Regions from separate parts of the Homo sapiens genome. Here region 2 is linked to region 1. The links are chromatin loops, found by intact Hi-C in ENCODE. Cell type or tissue: PC-9. All regions are shown on one strand. Each heading gives the region's core, and the rest is flanking DNA. Links, peaks and the distances in the headings are about the cores only. Region 1 holds the start of ANKRD62 (ankyrin repeat domain 62). Region 2 holds the start of LOC107985154 (a long non-coding RNA gene).

Region 1 (9,765 bases), core at 2,526-6,525:
TGGGCAGAATACTATGCTCAGGTCACTTATCTAAAGTAGCTAAAAATTTAAGTGAAAAATTATCCATTTCTTCCCTAGTCTGATATAATATATTGTAATTCAAAATGAGCGTGGGGTCAATAAGAGCTATCTGCAGGTTTAAAACAATAATAATAATGCTAATAATAGCCACAGTAGTTTCAGTTAAGAATGCTGATAATCATATGCGAGGCACTGGATTAAATGCCATATATACATATATTACTTATACACAACCACCCTGGAAGGATATATTATTATCCTCTTGTTTCATAAAGGAAAACACTTGGTGATAAGTAATGTTCCCAAGGTCACACATCTAGTAAGCAGAAAAGCTAAGAATTAAACCCAGTCTTGTGTGAATCTATAGCCGATCTCTTTTTTCTCATTGTCACCCATGGCTTGTAGTCATTAAAAGTTCACCCAGTTGAAGCTAGCTTTTTTCCCTCTGCCCATACTAATTAAAAATAACACCAAAATACACTAGAAGTAAAAAGAAGAAAAAACCCAATGAACCCACAGTATCTGGCAATAGCAATTAATAGTCACTTAGGAATAACCTAACATTAATATTTTTGAGAGAAAGCAAGCTAAAGCAAAGAGTCATCCAAAACACAAAATGATTTTCAACTCTAATTTATCTTTAACAAAGTATTTTTAAAGGAAAAGCATGTAAGAAGCAGAGGTTGAAACTACTATAAAAGAGTTAAGAAATTTCAATATTGAGTCACAAAGTAAACTAAAAGTTGAAGTCTACACTTTTAAAACAAGTAAAACCAATATGACATCCCTTTAGTTAAGATCATATGACTCAAAGTATCACCTCATCCATCAACAAACATCAGTCAATATAATAAGAGAAGACAAATCCTGCAATACACTATTTTTTATGTTGCCCAGTCCAAATAATTGTTTTTCTACCTGATGACTTCTGCTGGTATTTCTCTCTATCCCAATAATAATAAGTTAATCTTATCAATTTAATATTTCTGACAAGTGACTGTTACCACTCTAGAACACCACTCAGGTTTAAAAATGAACAAAAAAAGAACTACTGTACCTTCCAAAATTATCTATTGCAGTTAAATCTGGTTTTTTCTTCAACAAAAATGCCACCATTTGCTCTTTTTTCCTATTTACAGCGAGTAAAAGTGATGTATGTCCATCCTGCAAAACAGCAAAAACAATTTATAATTCACAAAATTACATACTTCCCAACTGAACTGAAAACCTTATGTTAAGATCCTATGAACTTAAACATGAAGCAGAAAGTAAATAAAAAGCAATCCCTTCCTTCTCACTCCACTGTGCTTGCCCACATGTTGCTCCTTCCCTTTCAGATACCCCTCCTAGGGTGTCTGGAAGGCACAGTAGCAGACTGGAGCACATATGCCTCACATAAAGGGATAACCGCTGCACAGCATACTCAACAGTGATATGAGCTCAAGGGAATCCAGATGTGATCCTTTAAGAGAAGCCTGAAATCTAGACATGTGTATGAGTTTCCTAAATTTTACATGTTGACACAGCTTATGGAGGTAAACTAACCTAAATCTATGGGACACATTTAGACTACAGACCTCGTGTTTTCATATTTGTTATGAATGTATTTTTAAATAGTTGTATGTAAAGCAAATATTTGCACGTAATATATTTCCTTCTAGTTTCAGATGTTTTACTAAAAAAAATCATATGTCAATGGTAAAACAAATATACTTGAAATACTTTGAAAAGAACATTGGTTGATCATACCTGGCTTCTTGCTTCAATATCTGCACCATATGCAAGCAGTTTTCTTGCCATTGATATATTCTCATTATCAATGGCATAGTGCAGAGCAGTGTTGCCATACATATCTCTAACATTTGGGTTGGCGCCATGTTCCAGCAGGATGGATGCACAAACTTCTTCTTGACATTGTACAGCCTGTCAGTATTAGACCAAGAAATAGACTGTAAATTCTAGGAAATCTTCCACAGGATTCACCAACTAGTCACATTTCAATGAGGTGAATTAATTTTATTCTGTGAATTTAAATTAAATCCATCCCATGCTGAAAGAGTTGGCTACCATATACCTTGATCAGAGCTGTCCTGTTTTCACTGTCAGTGAGGTTAAGCTGGCATTTTCTGGCCACCAGGTCAGCTACCACTCCTGGACGGCCATGGGCACACGCCAAAAGTAGAGCAGTCCTGTGAGAATGAGAGGTCGCTTTAGGCAATTGTAGTGCACAGTCCCAAAACATACAACGACGCATGCAATTGTAAACATCCAATAGTATGTTATCCCTCTGCCTTCAGAACAAATAGTTACTTTTCTTGTGAAGAAAGGCAAGGTTTCCACATCCCAGGTGCTGCTGAGGCTGCCAGGGTAGAAAGCCCAGTGCCCTTGGTGACAACACTCACCCCACCCCCACCCCCACCCTTGCATCGTACCCACATCCTACCCAACTCTACCCCCAACCAGTCCCCTCACTCCATCCAACCCCCACCCCAGCCAACCCTCACTCCACTCGACTCCCCACCACAGTCCCTCACCCAACTCTACCCCCCACCACAGTCCCCAACCCCACCCACCCCCACACCAGTCCTGCACTCCATCCAACCCCCACCCAACTCCACTTCCCACCAGTCTCCCACCCAACTCTACCCCCACCACAGTCCCCCCAACATCCAACGCCCCCAGCCACTCCCCACCACAGTCCCCCACCCCATCCCACCCCCCACCAGTCCTCCACCCCAACCCACCCTCACTCCACTCCCCACCACAGTCCCTCACCCAACTCTACCCCCACCACAGTCCCCCATCACATCCAACGCCCCCCAGCCACTCCCCACCAGTCCCCCAACCCATCCCACCCCCCACCACAGTCCTCCACCCCTTCCAACCCCCACCCAACTCCACTTCCTACCACAGTCCCCCACCCAACTCTACCCCCACCACAGTCCCCCATCACATCCAACGCCCCCCAGCCACTCCCCACCACAGTCCCCCACCCCACCCACCCTCACCTGACTTCCACCCCACCCACGCCTTCACCCCACACCGTATCTCCCCTACCCCGAAACCAGGAACAGGGGCTTCTCCCATATCCCCAGGCCTCCTCCCGGCTTCCTGTTCCCCTTACCTGTTCTTCTTGTCCCTGTCGTTCAAGTCATTCAGCCTGAGCAAGATGCTCTCCATCACCTTGTTCACATCACCTGCGATGGCAGCTTTGTGGATCATGCCCAGATCCTTCTGCCGGACTCGGTACCCGGGATTTGAGAAGCCATCCTTGTCACGATTCTTCCTCCAGGTAGCCATGCGTCTCCTGCAGGCCGCCAGGAACGACCCCCTGACCTCCATCCTGAAGCCAGAGATCTTCTCCCAGGCTGAGGAACGGCTTTAAGACACCTCAGCTCCCACTCGTTTTCTGCCTCTCTGGAGCGCAGCACCAGCACGTAACCAGGTCCAGCCGCAACCTCCGTCAGGGACACTCCAGTCTCCAGCTGCTCGGAGGAGCACCTAGCCCAGCAGAGCCGTTAGGCACCAGCGCGCATGTGCACCTCAGCCGGCCCACGAGGCCATCCGCGGAGAAACAGCCCTGAGCCTCGCGCCCTCCATTCGCGGGCGCCACGTGGTGGCGCACCCGCCCTCCCCCCACCTCCCACCGCCCCCCGCCTCCCCGGCCAGAACCCTTAGGCACCAGGGCACATGCGCACCTCAGCCTGCCCGCGAGGCCCTTCGCGGGAGCTGCGCACTCTCGCGAGCGCCGCCTGCTGGCTGGCTCACGCCTGTGATTCCAGCACTTTGGGAGGCCGAGGCAGGCGGATCACGAGGTCAAAAGATCGAGACCATCCTGGCTAACACGGTGAAACCCCGTCTCTACTAAAAATACAAAAAATTAGCCGGTCGTGGTGCCGGGCGCCTGTAGTCCCAGCTACTTGGGAGGCTGAGGCAGGAGAATGGCGTGAACCTGGGAGGCGGAGCTTGCAGGGAACCGAGATCACGCCACTGCACTCCAGCCTGGGTGACAAAGCGAGACTCCGTCTGGAAAAAAAAAAAAAAAGAGCCAGGCTTTTAGTGCCCGGCAGGGACTCAGGAGGAAGCCGCAGAGCCATAGATCTGCCTTGGTTGGTTCTGCCCTAACTTTGCCCTGTGCTACCCTGGGCCTGTTCTACCCTGCCCTGCCCTGCCCTGCCTTTGGCTCTGCCCTGATCCTGCTTTGGCCCTCACACTGGCCCTAGTGCAGACCTGGCCCTAGCCCTAGCCTTGGCCCCGCACGGCCATAGCCCTAGCCCCCTCCAGGACCCCTCCCCAGTGCCAGCTGCAGGCCCTGGAGATGCTGCAGTGAGCCCGAGAGTACAACGCTCTTCAGCCTGGTGTGGCACGGCACAGCGCAGCGCCCAGGCCCTACTCAACTATGGTGTCACCACGGACGCCAGCACACTGCTGGCGGGACAATGCCACCTGCTGGAGCAGGACGAGAACAGAGACACGCCACTATACCTGTCCATCATCCATGGGCCGACCAGGGTCATCAAGCACATAGCCCATGTCATCTACCACACCCAGCACCTTGGCATCGTCAACCTCACCAACCACCTGCACCAGACACCCCTGCACCTGGCAGTGATCACCAGGCAGATGAGGGTGGTGAGCTTTCTGCTTCAGGTGGATGCAGACCCAGCACTGCTGATTGGCATGGAGACTCAGCCATGCACCTGGCACTGCAGGCAGGCCCTGGTGCCTCTGAGCTGCTGCATGCACTGCTTTGGAGTGGAGCTCCCGCTGTGCCTCGGCTGTTGCACATGCCTGACTTTGCAGTACACCTGGCGGCCCAAGCCCAAAGCCCCAAGTGCCTGGATCTGCTGGTGGACAGTGGGGCTGAAGTGGAGGCCACAGAGTAGCAGGGGGCCAAACAGCCTTGCATCTAGCCACAGAGATGGAGGAGCTGGGGTTGGTCACCCATCTGGTCACCAAGCTTCGGGCCAATGGGAATGCTCACACCTTTGTGGGAAACACACCCCTGCACCTGGCAGCTGGACTGGAGTCCCCAACCCTCACCCTCCTTCTGAAGGCTAGTGCTGACATCTATGCTGAGAATGAGGAGCCCCTGTGCCCACTGCCCTCACCCCCTACCTCTGATAACGACTGGGACTCAGAGGGGCCTGAGAAGGACACCCAAAGCAGCTTCCAGGGCCACACGCCTCGACCTTATCCACAGCACCAAGGTGAAGACCTTGCTGCTAAATGCCACTCTGAACACCATGGAGCTAGCTGCCCCTGACCCCACCCAGCCCTGCAGGGCCAGGGCTGTCACTTGGTGACACAGCCCTGCAGAACCTGGAGCAGCTGCTAGATGGGCCAGAAGCCCAGGGCAGCTGGGCAGAGCTGGCAGAGCGGCTGGGGCTGCGCAGCCTGGTGGACATGTACCAACAGACGGCCTCGCCCAGTGACAGCCTCCTGCACAGCTATGAGCTGGCTGGCGAGGACTTGGCAGGTCTGCTGGAGGCGCTGTCTGGCATTGGCCTAGAGGAGGGAGTGAGGCTGCTGAGGGGTCCAGAGACCTGAGACAAGCTGCCCAGCACAGCAGAGATGAAGGAAGACGGGGGTACGGGAGCCAATCAGTGGAGCAGGAGGCAGAGAAGCTGGCCCACCCCCTGAGCCACCAGGAGGCCTCTGCCATGGGCACCCCCAGCTTCAGGTGCACTGACCTGCTGCCTGGCCCCAGCCCCCTTCCCGGACCCCCCTGTACAGCATCCCCACCTATTTCAAATCTTAAATTTAACACCCCACACCCACCCCTCAGTTGGGACAAATAAAGGTTTCTAATGGGAAGGGAAGGACCCCTCCTTCCCAACTTTGGAAAAAAAAGCCAGGCGTTTCCCCAACCCCTCATGCTCTGGCCAATCCACCTGTGTTCCTCAATCAGCCCGGGCTCCTGGAACACAGCCTGCTCTGCCTGCGCGCAGGGGCAGGGGCCTCCTGGAGCCTCCTTCTCTACCCCACTCCCTGTCCCTAGACAGACTTTCCATCAGTCAAAGCTCCACCGGGCAGGAGAGCAGAGCCCCAGCTCTGGTTACCAGAGATGGGAGGTGGAAGAGAAGACTTGAACAGGGACCAGAAACAGGTACAAAGTAACACTCAGATGACAGGGAGGAATTCCGCTCTTCTGTTCCACAGCAGAGTGATGACAGTTCATGGCATCATTGCACCTCTTTCCAAAAAGCTTGAAAAGGAGGATTCAGAATGTTCTCATCAGAAAGAAATTTTCTTTTTCTTTTTCTTTTTTTTTCTTGAGACGGAGTCTTGCTCAGTCACCCAGGCTGGAGTGCAGTGGCCAATCTTGGCTCACTACAACCTTCGCCTCCCAGGTTCAAGTAATTCTGCTGCCTCAGCCTCCTGAGTAGCTGGGATTACAGGCACGCACCACCACACCTGGCTAATTTTTGTATTTTTAGTAGAGATGGGGTTTCACCATGTTGGTCAGGCTGGTCTCAAACTCCTGACCTCATGATCTGCCTGCCTCGGCCTCCCAAAGTGCTGGGATTACAGGCATGAGCCACTGTGCCCGGCCTCCACAAAGAGATTTTCACAGCGGTATGAGGTCATGGAGACACTCAATAGCATGATGTCATCATTCCACAGTGTACGCGTGGACCAACATGTCCCAATCTATCCTCACAGTGTAATCATTTACTATTTGGCAAATGCGATTCAAGAAATATGAATAAGCAATGGTAAAACTCACGTGAGACCATGAAATTTCCTAAATTTCCAAAGCAATCCTAAGACGTCCAGACTCCATCGCATGCATCACACTCCCCGATTTCCAGTGTCAGGGAAAAGCTAGGGACCCGTTTCCACCACACAGACCAGTGGAACAGAAAGGAGGACTCACAAGTACACCCACACACCAAAAACCACCTGATCTTTGATAACATCCAGGAAGATAAGCCATGCAGAAAGGACTCTCTATCGAATCAATGGTGCTGGGAAAGTGCACAGCCACGTGCAAAGGAATATCCCTGGGCCCTTACCTTCACCCTATACAAAAATCAACTCAAGGCAAATGAAGGATGCCAATGGAAGGCCTTGAGCTATAAAAATCCTACAAGAAAACCTGAGAAATACCCTTCTTGACATGGGCTTGGGCAAAGAATTGATACGGCTGAGTTTCCCAACAGCAACGCCAAAACAACAGGGCTTAACAAGTGGAATCTAATAAACTTCTGGAAGAGCTGACTCAGAGCAAAAGCCATCACCAAACAACTGAACAGACAAGCTACAGAATGGAAGAAAGTGTGTGCAAACTGTGTATCTGACCAATGTTTTATAACCAGAATCCTATAAGGAACGTAAACAAATCAATCACCTATTTTTGTGCATTTTTAGTAGAGACAGGGTTTCACAATGTTGCCCAGGCTGGTCCCGAACTCCTGAGCTCAAGAGATGCGACAGCCTTGGCCTCCCAAAGTGCTGGGATTACAGGTGTGAGCCACTGCGCCAGGCCAAGTATTTAACCTCTTTATGACTGTTTCTTACATTTGGAAGTGGGGATGCTGTAAGTACCCAGCCTATAGAGTTATTGTGAGAATTAATGCCTCACATATATACAAATTTATACAGCTATACTCTTAGAACAGTACCAGGAGCAAAGAAAGTACTGGTTAAAATTTTAGCGATTATTAACTACTACAAATACTATTACTATTATAAATAGCATATGATGTATTATTACTACTATAGTTATCTTAAAAATCTAAAATAAAAATTTTAAATAATATTCTAATGTAATCTGTCAGGGTTAGGGTAGAACCAGTTCAGGGCCAGGGCCAGGGCCATGGCAGGACCAAGGTCAGGAACAGGGGTCAATGCCAGGCCAAGGCCAGGGCTAGGGCCAGGTCTGTGCTAGGGCCAGTGTGAGGGCCAAGGCAAGGTCAGGGCAGGGCCAAACTCAGGGCAGAGGAGGGTACAGCAGGCCTAGAGTAGCACAGGGCGAAGGCAGGGCAGGGCCAACCAGGGCAGGTCTATGGCTGGGGCAGGGCCAGGGCCAGAAGCAGGGTAGATGTAGGGCCAGGGCAGGGCCAAGACAGTGGCAGCTCCAGGGCAGGGCCAGGGTTAGGACCACGGTCATGTCCAAGGCCAGTGCCAGGAAAAGGGGAAGGGCAAGGGCGGGGCCAGGACAGGTACCTGGCAGGGCCAGGGTCTGGGACAGGGCCATGGTAGGGCCAGGGCCACAGCCAGGTCTGTGCTATGTCCAGGCCCAAGACAAGACTAGGGTGAGGGCTAAGGTAGGGCCAGGGCAGGGTCAAAGCCAGAGTAGGGCAAGGACAGGGCCAGGGCAGGGTGATGACACAGCCAGAGCACGGCAGGGCATGTGGTGCCAAAACCAGGGGCCGACCAGTGCCAGCTCAGGGCCAGGAAAAGGCCAGGGCCAGGACAGAGCCAAGAAAGGGTCTGGGTCAGGGCCAGAACCACAGCAGAGCAGGGCCAGGGCCAGGGCCATGGCAGAGTCAGGGCAGGTACTTGACAGGGCCAGAACCAGGCCATAGTGAGGGCAGGGCAAAAGCCAAGGCAGGGTCAGGGCAGGTCCAGGGAGGGGCCAGCGCCAGGCAGGGCCAGGGCACAACCAGGGCAGGGTAAGGCAGGGCAACAGTACCAATGGGCCATGGCAGGGTGAGGTCAGCGCCAGGAGAGGACAGAACAGGCAGGGCCATGGTGTGGCCAGGGCAGGAAAGAGCCAAAGCAGGGCCAGGACAAATCAGGGCGAGGACATGTCCAAGGCCAGCTCAGGGCCAGAACAGGACCAGGACCGTGACCATTGGCAGGACCAGGGTCACGACAAGAGACAGGGCCAGAGCCAAGGCAGGGCCAGTGCAGGTTCAGGGAAGGTCCTGGCCAGGGCAGGGCAGGACCGGGACAGGCCAGGTAATGGTAGGGCAGGTCCAGGGCAGGGCCAGGCTGAAGGCCAAGGCCTTGCCCAGAGCAGAGCCAAGGCAGAGGCAGGGCCACGGCATGGCAGAGCCAAGGTAGCACAGGGCCAAGAAAAAGCCAGGGCAGTTAGGAGCCAGGGCAGGGCCAGGACATTGCCAATACCAGGGCAGGGCCAGGGAATGGCCAGGGCAGAGCCAGGACCATCACCATGGCAGGGGCAGGACCAGGTTTGGGGCAGGAGCAAAACACGGGCAAGGACAGTGCAGGTTCATGGTACAACCAGGGTCCAGAACAGGGGCAGGGCAGGGCCAAGGAAGGGTCTGGGCCACGGCAAGACCAGTGACAGGGCTGGGGCTAGGACGGTGACAGGGCCAGAATCAGGGGAAGGGCCAAGCAGTGCAAGGCCAGGGTGGGGCCAGGCATTTCAGGGTCAGGGCCAGGGCAGAACCAGGGTAAGGTTTCAAGCAGGGAAGGGCCAGGGCCAGGACAGGAGCAGGGTCTGGGGTAGGGCAAGGGTAGGGCCAGAACAAGGGCAGGGCCAGAGCAGGGTAAGGGTCAGGGCCAAGGCCAGGGTAGGGACAGGATGAGAAATATGGCAGGACCAGGGGTAAGGCCAAGGCCAGGGCTGAGTCAGGGCAGGGAAGGGCGTGGTATGGCCAGTGCAGGACAGGACCAGAGCTGGTCCATAGACAGGGCAGGGCCCATGATGCCAAGGCAGGGCCAGGCTAGTGCCAGGGCTGAGGCAGTGTCCGAGGATGTCCAGGGCACAGCCAGGTCCAGAGCCAAGCCAGGGAACAGCCAAGTCAGGGTAGGGCAGGGCAATGGCAA
Region 2 (9,765 bases), core at 2,614-6,613, 240 kb before region 1:
GCATCTTGGCCTGCTGTACCCCTCTTCCTTCAAAGGAGGGTGTGGCCACGTCCGACAGCAGAGTTGAATGAAGCCTGCATGCTTGCACAACATCAGAACTGTCAGAATGTCAAGATGGAATACTTTCAATTGAGTTTTACAAAAAGACAAGAAATTTGCTGGGTGTGGTGGCGCATGCCTGTAATCCTAGCACTTTGGGAGGCCAAGGTGGGGGAATTGCTTGTAGTCAGGAGTTTAAGACCATCCCGAGCAGCAAAGTGAGACCCTGTTTTTACTTAAAAAAAAAAAAAAAAAGAAAAGCCATTTAGAATTCTAAGGTGAAGCTGGACGTGGTAGCTCACGCCTGTAATCCCAGCAGTTTGGGAGGCTGAGGCAGGAGGATCACGAGCTCAGGCGTTCGAGACCAGCCTGACCAACATGGTGAAACCCCTTCTTTACTAAAAATAAAAAATTAGCCAGGCCTGGTGGTGGGCGCTTATAATCCGAGCTACTCAGGAGGCTGAGGCAGGAGAATCACTTGAACCCGGGAGGTGGAGGTTGCAGTGAGTTGAGATCGTGCCACTGCACTCCAGCCTGGGTGACAGAGCAGGACTCAATCTCAATCTCAAGAAAAAAAACACTCTAAGGTGAACTTATCCTGAGAGAAAATACTCCTCCTGAGCAGTCACTGCTAGATCACATCCCACTAAGGCTGATGAACTGTGCGGCTGTTGTGCTTATTTTTAGTCAATGAGTTTATCTGTTTATACACAGATGTTTTGATCAAGTCTTCATCTGTAGTAGGATCTTCAACACTGTTTTCTACTTACCAGGTATCCATCATCCCACGTGGCAAAGGACTAGGTTATGCTCAGTATTTACCAAAAGAACAATACCTCTATACCAAAGAGCAGCTCTTGGATAGGATGTGTATGACTTTAGGTGGTCGAGTCTCTGAAGAAATCTTCTTTGGAAGAATTACAACTGGTGCTCAAGATGACTTGAGAAAAGTAACTCAGAGTGCATATGCCCAAGTGAGTATATGAAAGAGTGCATTTCCTCCTCATGTATTCATATTTGCACGAGAAATTGACATTCTATGAATGGCTCTGAAACAATATAGTTGTGCTTCACTGTTTTAGGCTTTTTAGGCAAGGATTATCTCTTAAAAGAAGTAAAGCAATTAAAACTTATGAAGAGAAACTTTATTTTTTTGAGACACAGTCTCCCTCTGTTGCCCAGGCTGGAGTGCAGTGGCTCTATCTTGGCTCACTGCAACCTCTGCCTCCTGGGTTCAAGTGATTGTCCTGCCTCAGCCTCCTGAGTAGCTGGGATTACAGGCATGCGCCACCACATGTGGCTAATTTTTTTTTTTTTTTTTTTTTTGAGACTGAGCCTCGCACTCTTGCCCAGGCTGGAGTGCAGTGGTGCAATCTCGGCTCACTGCAAGCTCTGCCTCCCAGGTTCACACCATTCTTCTGCCTCAGTCTCCTGAGGAGCTGGGGTTACAGGCGCCCACCACCACGCCTGGCTGATTTTTTTGTATTTTTAGTAGAGACAGGGTTTCACCGTGTTAGCCAGGATGGTCTTATCTCCTGACCTTGTGATCCTCCAGCCTCCCAAAGTGCTGGGATTACAGGCGTGAGCCACTGCGCCCAGCTTTTTTGTTTTTTTTTTTTTTTGATCTGGAGTTTTGCTCTTGTTGCCCAGGCTGGAGTGCAATGGTGCGATCTCGGCTCACCACAACCTCTGCCTCCTGGGTTCAAGCAATTCTCCTGCCTCAGCCTCTTGAGTAGCTGGGATTACATTCATGTGCCACCACGCCTGGCTAGTTTTGTATTTTTAGTAGAGACGGGGTTTCTCCATGTTGGTCAGGCTGGTCTTGAACTCCTGACCTCAGGTGATCCGCCCGCCTCGGCCTCTCAAAGCACTGGGATTACAGGCATGAGCCGCTGTGCTTGGCTGAGAAACCTTTTTTTTTTTTTTTTTTTTTTTTTTGAGACAGAGTCTCGGTCGCCCAGGCTGGAGTGCAGTGGCGCCATCTGGGCACACTGCAAGCTCCGCCTGCCAGGTTCACGCCATTCTCCTGCCTCAGCCTCCCAAGTAGTGCCCGCCACCACTCCTGGCTAATTTTTTGTATCTTTAGTAGAGGCAGGCATTTCACTGTGTTAGCCAGGATGGTCTTGTCTCCTGACCTGGTGATCCGCCCGCCTTGGCCTGCCAAAGTGCTGGGATTACAGGCGTGAGCCACCGTGCCCGGCCCCGAGAAACCTTTTTTTAGTACAGTATTTAAAGTTTATTTCAGGCTGGGCGTGGTGGCTTTGATATGTATTTTTTCTCTAGCACCTCATTGAAGCTTTTCTAGTTCTGATTTAAGTAGATCTTTCATATCATATGTCATTTCCCTGATTTCTTTTAGCCTGTTTTGAAATAAGAAGATACGGATTTCCTCTTAATATTGACACGTCTTTTCATCCCACTTTTCTTATCTCTGGAGAAACTATTCAGCTTATTTTTTTCTTATAATAACTTTATAAGGGATTTTTCTATTGCCTATTTTTACATGAAATTTGTTCTGCTGCTCTCTTAGGTGGGAGGAGGTCTAGGAGCTTTTCTGACTGTATTCATGAAATGTTAGGAATGTGGTTTCCTACCTTCCAAGCATCCCTGGCTGTTTGATCCCCACTCTTATCTGGGCCTTCTCTTTTTTCCAGTGAGTTTGGGTCTTACTTGCAGAAGCCTCCTCCTTTGTGGTGCTGGTTAGTTTTGGGGGCTCATGGGTCCAGACTGGATCAGCTTCTTCAGACTGTTCCCTGGGCCCCATGGACTCAGTGAACGGGGAAATGCAGTTGCCCTTCTGGTCTCACATGTTCTCAGCGTGAGTGGCATGCCATCCTTCTGGGAAGAACCTGTTGGCAGCTGGGGGTTCTTGTTTCTTCAGGTCTATCAGATGCTTCTTGCTGCTTCTCTACTTTCTCTTGTGCAGATAGTAATATCAGGCTGGGCACGGTGGCTCATACCTGTAATCCCAGCACTTTGGGAAGCTGAAGTGGGAGGATAATTTGAGCCCAGAAGGTCAAAGCTGCAGTGAGCTATGATCATGCACTGCATTCCAGCCTGGGCGACAGAACAAGACCCTGTCTCAAAACAAAAACAAAAAGAAACCAGGTAGTGGCTGGGCTCATGCCCGTAATCCCAGCACTTTGGGAGGCCGAAGCGGGCAGATCACCTGAGGTCAGGAGTTCAAGACCAGCCTGGCCAACATGACAAAAACCCGTCTCTATTAAAAATACAAAAATTAGCCGGGAGTGGTGGCAGGTGCCTATAATCCCAGCTGCTTGGGAGGCTGAGGCTCGAGAATCGCTTGAACTCGGGATGTGGAGGTTGCAGTGAGCCAAGATGGTGCCACTGCACTATAGCCTGGGCAACAGACCAAGACTCTGTCTAAAAAAAAAAGAGAGAAATCAGGTAATAATATCATACAGTTGGGATTTGCGTCCTAACTTTGTTGTAGGTGTTATGCCTGGGCTTCTGGCTCTGTGTTTCTAGTCATGAGTTTAAAGCACTGTGCTGCTGCTGCTGCTGCTGCTGGCTACACAGAGCACCTTTGTGCACTTTAGCCGGCTCCAGGCTGCTGTGTAGATTTTGTCTGGTTAAAGAACAATCATATGTAATCACCACTAATTATGTATTTTTCAGATTGTTCAGTTTGGCATGAATGAAAAGGTTGGGCAAATCTCCTTTGACCTCCCACGTCAGGGGGACATGGTATTGGAGAAACCTTACAGTGAAGCCACTGCAAGATTGATAGATGATGAAGTACGAATACTTATTAATGATGCTTATAAAAGAACAGTAGCTCTTCTCACAGAAAAGAAAGCTGACGTGGAGAAGGTAGGTGCCAGTTGTGGGAATAATTCTTTACAGTTTTGCAAAAAAAAGATTGAAGTGATAGATAGACTGTTTTGGTTGGTGTGTAGACTGCAGAATTCCCTCTCTCTGGCTCACCCATGGGTCCGTTCGTTCTGATGTTTCGTTGTCTGCTCTGTCTTCAAGCGGGGGTTGCAATGTGGTGAGCAGAAGTTGACACTGTCCCGGCTCCTGTGGCTCTTAGGAATGTGACTGAATGATTAATGAAGTCTGTCAGTAACCACAAAGTAAACAAATCAGGACTCTCCCTCACCAGATAGTTCACAGTACTCCTAATGAGAAGCATGATTGCCTGGTTTACCATTGTGTTTCACCTCTAAAATAAATAGGTAGTGAAAGATGAAAGGGCAAGTAAAAGAAGCAGCCAAACTGCTAAGTAGGAAATTGGTACGTGAAAGTTACCTTGCTTGTGGCTTGCTCATGAACTTCCACAAGAAAGCATTGTGTTTGTCGTTGTTGTACCTCATTTGATAGCACCTACAAAAGGAAGGGACCCTTTCTGAACTCAGTGGATTTCTTGCATTTGGTAACTTCTTAATTTTCCAGAGTCCATGTGAAAAAAATTAGAATTAAAAAAAACTTTGAATATTCTATACTGTAATGAGAAAAACACAAATGTAAAAGCCTTTTATAAGGGATTGACACAACTGCCTAATAGATTTATTTTGCCTGCTGCCCAGGTACAGCCAGTTTCTCAAGACAGGGGAATTGCAGTAGAGAAAGAGCTTAATTCATGCAGAGCTGGCTGAATGGCAGCCTGGAGTTTTATTATTACTCAAATCGGTCTCCTTGGAGACCAGGGTTTTTCAAGGATAGTTTGGCAGGTAAGGGCCAGGGAGTGAGGAATGCTGGCTGGTTGGTTGGGGCAGAGGTGAAATCATAGGGCATGGAAGCTATCCTCCTGTGCTGAGTCAGTTTCTGAGTGGGGCCACAGGACCAGTTGGTAAGTCCAGGTGGAGCCATTGGTTGTCAGAAATGCAAAAAGCTGAAAAGCTATCGCAAAAGGCCAAGCCTAAGTTTTACAGTAGATGTTATCTGTAGGAGTAATTGGGGAAGTTGCAAATCTGACCTCCATAATAATGGCTGGTAATTATTTAACCATGCCTACATCTTAGTAGAATGCAGTCTCCTCTTATCCTCCTAATTTGGTGGCCTTTCATTAGTTTTACAAGGGTAGTTTAGTTTTGGGGAAGTGCTATTATCATTTAAACTATAAATTCCTCCCGAAGCTAGCTTGGCCCACACCCGGGAACAAGTGAGGACAGTGTGTGAGGCTAGAAGCAAGATGGAGTCAGCCATGCCAAATTTCTCTTGCTGTTATAATTTTGCAAAGGCAGCTTCACTAAGATTATGCTGTTCAATCAGCAAGTCTTCAAGAAGCCGACTATAACCCCTATGTTAGACTTCAGAAGAATCCATGCTGTCGGTGCACAAAAGTGTGCAGTGAAATGAGTGAGCACCAGCATCCCCAAAACACTGGAAAGCATGCAGCAGGGCTCTGAGGAAGAAAAGGCCAGCATGGGCAGAGTGGTCCAGGACGGCTCTGCAGGAGATAGGGCCGAGGTACCCAGAAGGATGAGCAGGTCATAGAGCTGAAGGAAGGGGAAGGAAGAGTGTGCGGCGTGGAGCCCGGGGGCAGCCCTGAGCCTGCTGCACTTGCAGGTGGTGGACCCTGTAGACCCAAGAGTGGCTGAGACAGATCTCTGTCAGCTTAGAGGTTTGTTTCGTCAAGGTTGAGGATGTACCCAGGGAAAAAGAAACACCAGTTACAGGGGATCTGTGGTCCCTGCTTTTTCCAGAGAGAGCTTCGAGGGCTTGAATATTTAAAGGGGAAAGAGTGGCAGGAAGGGAAGGAGGAAGGGAGAAAAGGGGAGGGTAGGTGGTGAAGGTGAGTGGTCGCATTCTTGATTTTTGCCCATTGAATCCACATGTGACATGTGAAAGGAGGAGTAGAGGGATGTCAGTTACGCATGCATCTCTTGTTCAGTAAATCCTCATTTTACATGCAATAAAGTAAACATAGAGTAGAAGAAAGAGTCAAATACACATTTGTCTCAGGTTGGCAGAGGGATGATTTCTGGTCTGGTCTTTGTCCATTCCTGTGAGATAAGCTGTTAACTTACATTGTCAGGGTGAGATCCAGCAGAACTTTGTTTCAGGGTAAAGGTTTTAGGGCCCACAAGGAATCTCCTTGTGAGCAATGAGTGAGGGAGGCCACCTGGGGAGATAAATGGTTTCTGTCTTTGCAGCCATCTCTTTAGGAACAATAGGAAGGCAGCTCTTGTGCAACTCAGTTTCCAAGCTTAACTTTTCCCCTTGGCATAATGCGTTTAGGGTCCCGAGATTTTATTTTCCTTTCATAAGTCCCAGGCCCTCCAGAGCTAGGTAGAAAGTTGAGGCACACAGCTTTAGAAGTAGAAGTGATCTTAAAAATGATCTAACCCAGCCTCCTTATTTTGTAGTAGTTCTTAAAGGAGTCCTTAAAGAATCTTGAGCAGAAATGATGAAAAGATCATTTCAGGAGAGTGTGGTGGCAGCATGCCAGCTGGATTGGAACAGGAACACAGACCAGACCAGCTTGGAAGCAGTGGGGGCATCTCAGCACTCCTCAGGTGGTGCCTGCAGGGGTGGCCATGAAAATAAAAAGGCAAAGGCAGAGCTGTAAAACCAAGACTTCATAGAGAACAAAAGAGAAGAAAGCCCAAGAATGACTCCAAGGCATCCCTGGGCAGGGGGAGGAAAGGGAGTGATAAACGGTTTGGTCTCAACACCCAAGAGGATTTGAGCAAGGCGCATTTGCAATCAGAATATGAACAGAGGTCAGGGCTGCCAGATAGCCAGGTGTTGAGCTGTGAAAGACAGGAATGCAGAAGAGCCCAGTCCAGATGAGCCCTCTGTGAGGCACTGAGGAGGTCTGCAGTGATGTGAGAATCTCCCCAGTTCTCCCACCCATCCACAGTCTCAGTGTCTGTACTCACACGACTCACGCTGCACAACTAAGGTCTGTTTATTGAAAGGAGAATTGGGTTAGCATGGTGAGGCTCTTGAAACACTGGACAGTTTTGAAGTACTTTCTGGTCCATCAGAGAGAATGAGCCACGTGCAGAATACTGCAGAGCCAGCCAGGAGGTAGGGAGGCTATGGAGAAGAGAGGGGCTAGGGCCTGTGCTCCTGAAACCATTGCCTTCCAGACTCTGCGAGGGCAGGGAGTGTGTACCTGAGGGCTTGCCAGCATTCACCCAACACCTGTGTACCAGGCACTGCCTGAGGGTTCCTTTCTGAAAACCCTGTGACCTCATGAGGTGGCTAACATTAGTGACCTCTTACATCAGTTTCAGGTGAAGAAGCTGTTAACAGAGAGAGGTCAGGTAGCTTTGCTTAGGGTCATACAGTGGGTAAGCAGCACAGCCAGGGTCTGACCCAGGTGTCCTGCCTGCAGAGCCCTGGTCGTTCCCCTCTCCCTGAGCCTGTGTGGCCCTGTAAGGCAGCTGCGGAGGGCTGCCGAGCACTTGGTGGCCGCTGTGAATCGAGAACTGTTAAATGTCAAGTGCATGCTGGTTACTGAAGATTCAGCATGAAGAAAGGAATGTAAAAAAACCTCAATCATGTTTTGTGTCGTCACATGTTGAAATAATATTTTGGCCAAGAACTGTGGCACATGTCTATAATCCCAGCACTTTGGGAGGCTGAGGTGGGTGGATCACTTGAGCCCAGGAATTCGAGACTAGCCTGGGCAACATGGTGAAACCCTGTTTGTACTAAAAATATAAAAAATTAGCCCGGCATGGTGGTGTGCATCTGTAGTCCCAGCTACTTGGAGGCTGAGATGGGAGGATCACCTGAGCCCAGGAAGTTGAGGCTAGAGGCTACAGTGAGCTGTGATCACGTCACTGCATTCCAGCCTGGGTGACAAGTGAGACCCTGTTTCAGGGGGAAAAAATATATATATATAATTATATATTATATATATAATTTTATATATTATATATTTATAATATATAATATATATTTATATATTATATATAATCTATATTTATAATATATAATCTATATATTTATATAATTATATATCATATATTTATATAATAGATTATATATTAGATTATTATATATATTATTTATTATATTATCTATTATTATATATATTAGATTATTATATATTATATATATTATATATATAATCTATTATATAATAGTTATATAATAGATTATAATCTATTATATAATAGTTATATAATAGATTATAATCTATTATATAATAGATTATATATTTTTATATATTATTAATATATTTTATATTATATATAATTTATATAATATATTTATATAATATATAATATATTATAGTATATAATATATTATATGTTATATAGTATATGTTATATATAATATATATTTTTTATATATTGGATTAAATTATTGAAATGTAAGTGATCACCCACAACTATGGTGTGTGTGTGTGTGTGTGTATAAGCAAATTGAGAATTAAAAATGGCCTAAGAATGAATCCTAAAGCTTTTTTCCCTTACGTATATGCAGACAATATATTTTTAAAATCAGAGCATTATAGTATTCTGGTTTTCTAAACAATCCTAATCTTTTAGAGATATAGACAAAAAATATATATATATATATGGATAAAATGATATGACATCTGGGATTTTCTTAAAAATAATCTAGAGAGCTGAAACAAGAATGTTTCTAAATTGATCACTGTTGATAGTGGTTACATGGGGATTATCCATTCTTTCCACTTTTGTACCTATTTGAAGCATTTTATAATAAAATTTTTAAAAACTGAAAAGACAAAACTTTCATAATTTTATATCTTTAAAAACATAACATTTATTGCAAACTACAAATAGATTAAATTTCAGAGTAAGGAGTTATCTCAAGAAATAAGTCTGGCCAGGTGCAGTGGCTTATCCCTGTAATCCCAGTACTTTGAGGGGCTGAGTTTGAGACTAGCCTGGCCAACATGGTGAAACCCCATCTCTACTTAAAATACAAAAAGTTAGCTGGGCGTGGTGGTGGACGCCTGTAATCCCAACTACTGGGGAGGCTGAGGCAGGAGAATCACTTGAACCTGGGAGGCGGAGGTTGCAGTGAGCCAACATCGCGCCATTGTACTCCAGCCTGGGTGACAGAACAAGACTCTGTCTCAAAAAAAAAAAAAAAAAATCATTTTATGAGATCAACTTATAATTTAAACTGCTTAATTTTCTTTACACTAGGTATATGATCTAACATAAACACTGTTCCCTCTTCTCATGATACCGTCACACTTCCATGTGTGTACTCCGGTAGGGGTCCCTTTTTCTGTAGGCTGTTAAAACGTGTAATGTCAAATTTATGGTCCAGCTGTAACAAATGAATAGAACTTCAAAGTAAACTACTGTCACATTAACCTTCCTGCCTTCATTTTGTATCTCTGCCCTTGTTTTATATATATATATATATATATATATATATATATATATATATATATATATATATTTATTTATTTACTTTTAGACAGACTCTCCCTCTGTTGCCCAGGCTGGAGTGCAGTGCCTCCATCTTGGCTCACTGCAACCTCCGCCTCCTGGGTTCAAGTAATTCTCCCGCCTCAGCCTCCTGAGTAGCTGGGATTACAGGCAGGTGCCACAACGCCAGGCTAATTTTTGTATTTTTAGTAGAGACAGGGTTTCACCATGTTGGGCAGGCTGGTCTCGAACTCCTGACCTCAGGTGATCCGCCGCCCCAAAGTGCTGGGATTACAGGCGTGAGCCATTGCGCGTGGCCATATATTTTTTATGTACCATTTAAAAGAAACTTTAGACAAAGTAAATTTAACAGATAAGTTTATTTGAGCAA

What was found. Hi-C counts contacts between places; a loop is a spot of excess contacts. Peaks named below come from ENCODE experiments on the same cell type or tissue, not always from the same donor. Only the 100,000 strongest peaks of a DNase experiment are listed, where the experiment ranks them.
Region 2: a loop joins it to region 1, with 7 times the contacts of the local background. A loop is called at or near these places in 1 of 110 quality-filtered maps.

What each region holds. Positions count from the first base shown.
Region 1 is chr18:12,087,616-12,097,380 of GRCh38, reverse strand. ANKRD62 (ankyrin repeat domain 62) reads right to left here and starts at 3,538. Exons shown (of 14, transcript NM_001277333.2): 1 at 3,146-3,538; 2 at 2,096-2,210; 3 at 1,771-1,944; 4 at 1,079-1,185. The coding sequence starts at 3,363. It also overlaps the pseudogene LOC100533852. RefSeq lists an enhancer at 7,833-8,333. In PC-9, for the core only: CTCF peaks have their summits at 4,252 and 4,452 (motif pointing left); no DNase peak of the experiment used is centred there.
Region 2 is chr18:12,331,449-12,341,213 of GRCh38, reverse strand. AFG3L2 (AFG3 like matrix AAA peptidase subunit 2) reads left to right here. Exons shown (of 17, transcript NM_006796.3): 15 at 813-1,013; 16 at 3,679-3,873. LOC107985154 (a long non-coding RNA gene) reads right to left here and starts at 7,602. Exons shown (of 2, transcript XR_002958227.2): 1 at 4,312-7,602. RefSeq lists enhancers at 4,449-5,304, 6,163-7,018. In PC-9, for the core only: no CTCF peak of the experiment used is centred there; DNase peaks (open chromatin) are centred at 4,153 and 4,703; H3K27ac peaks cover 697 bases.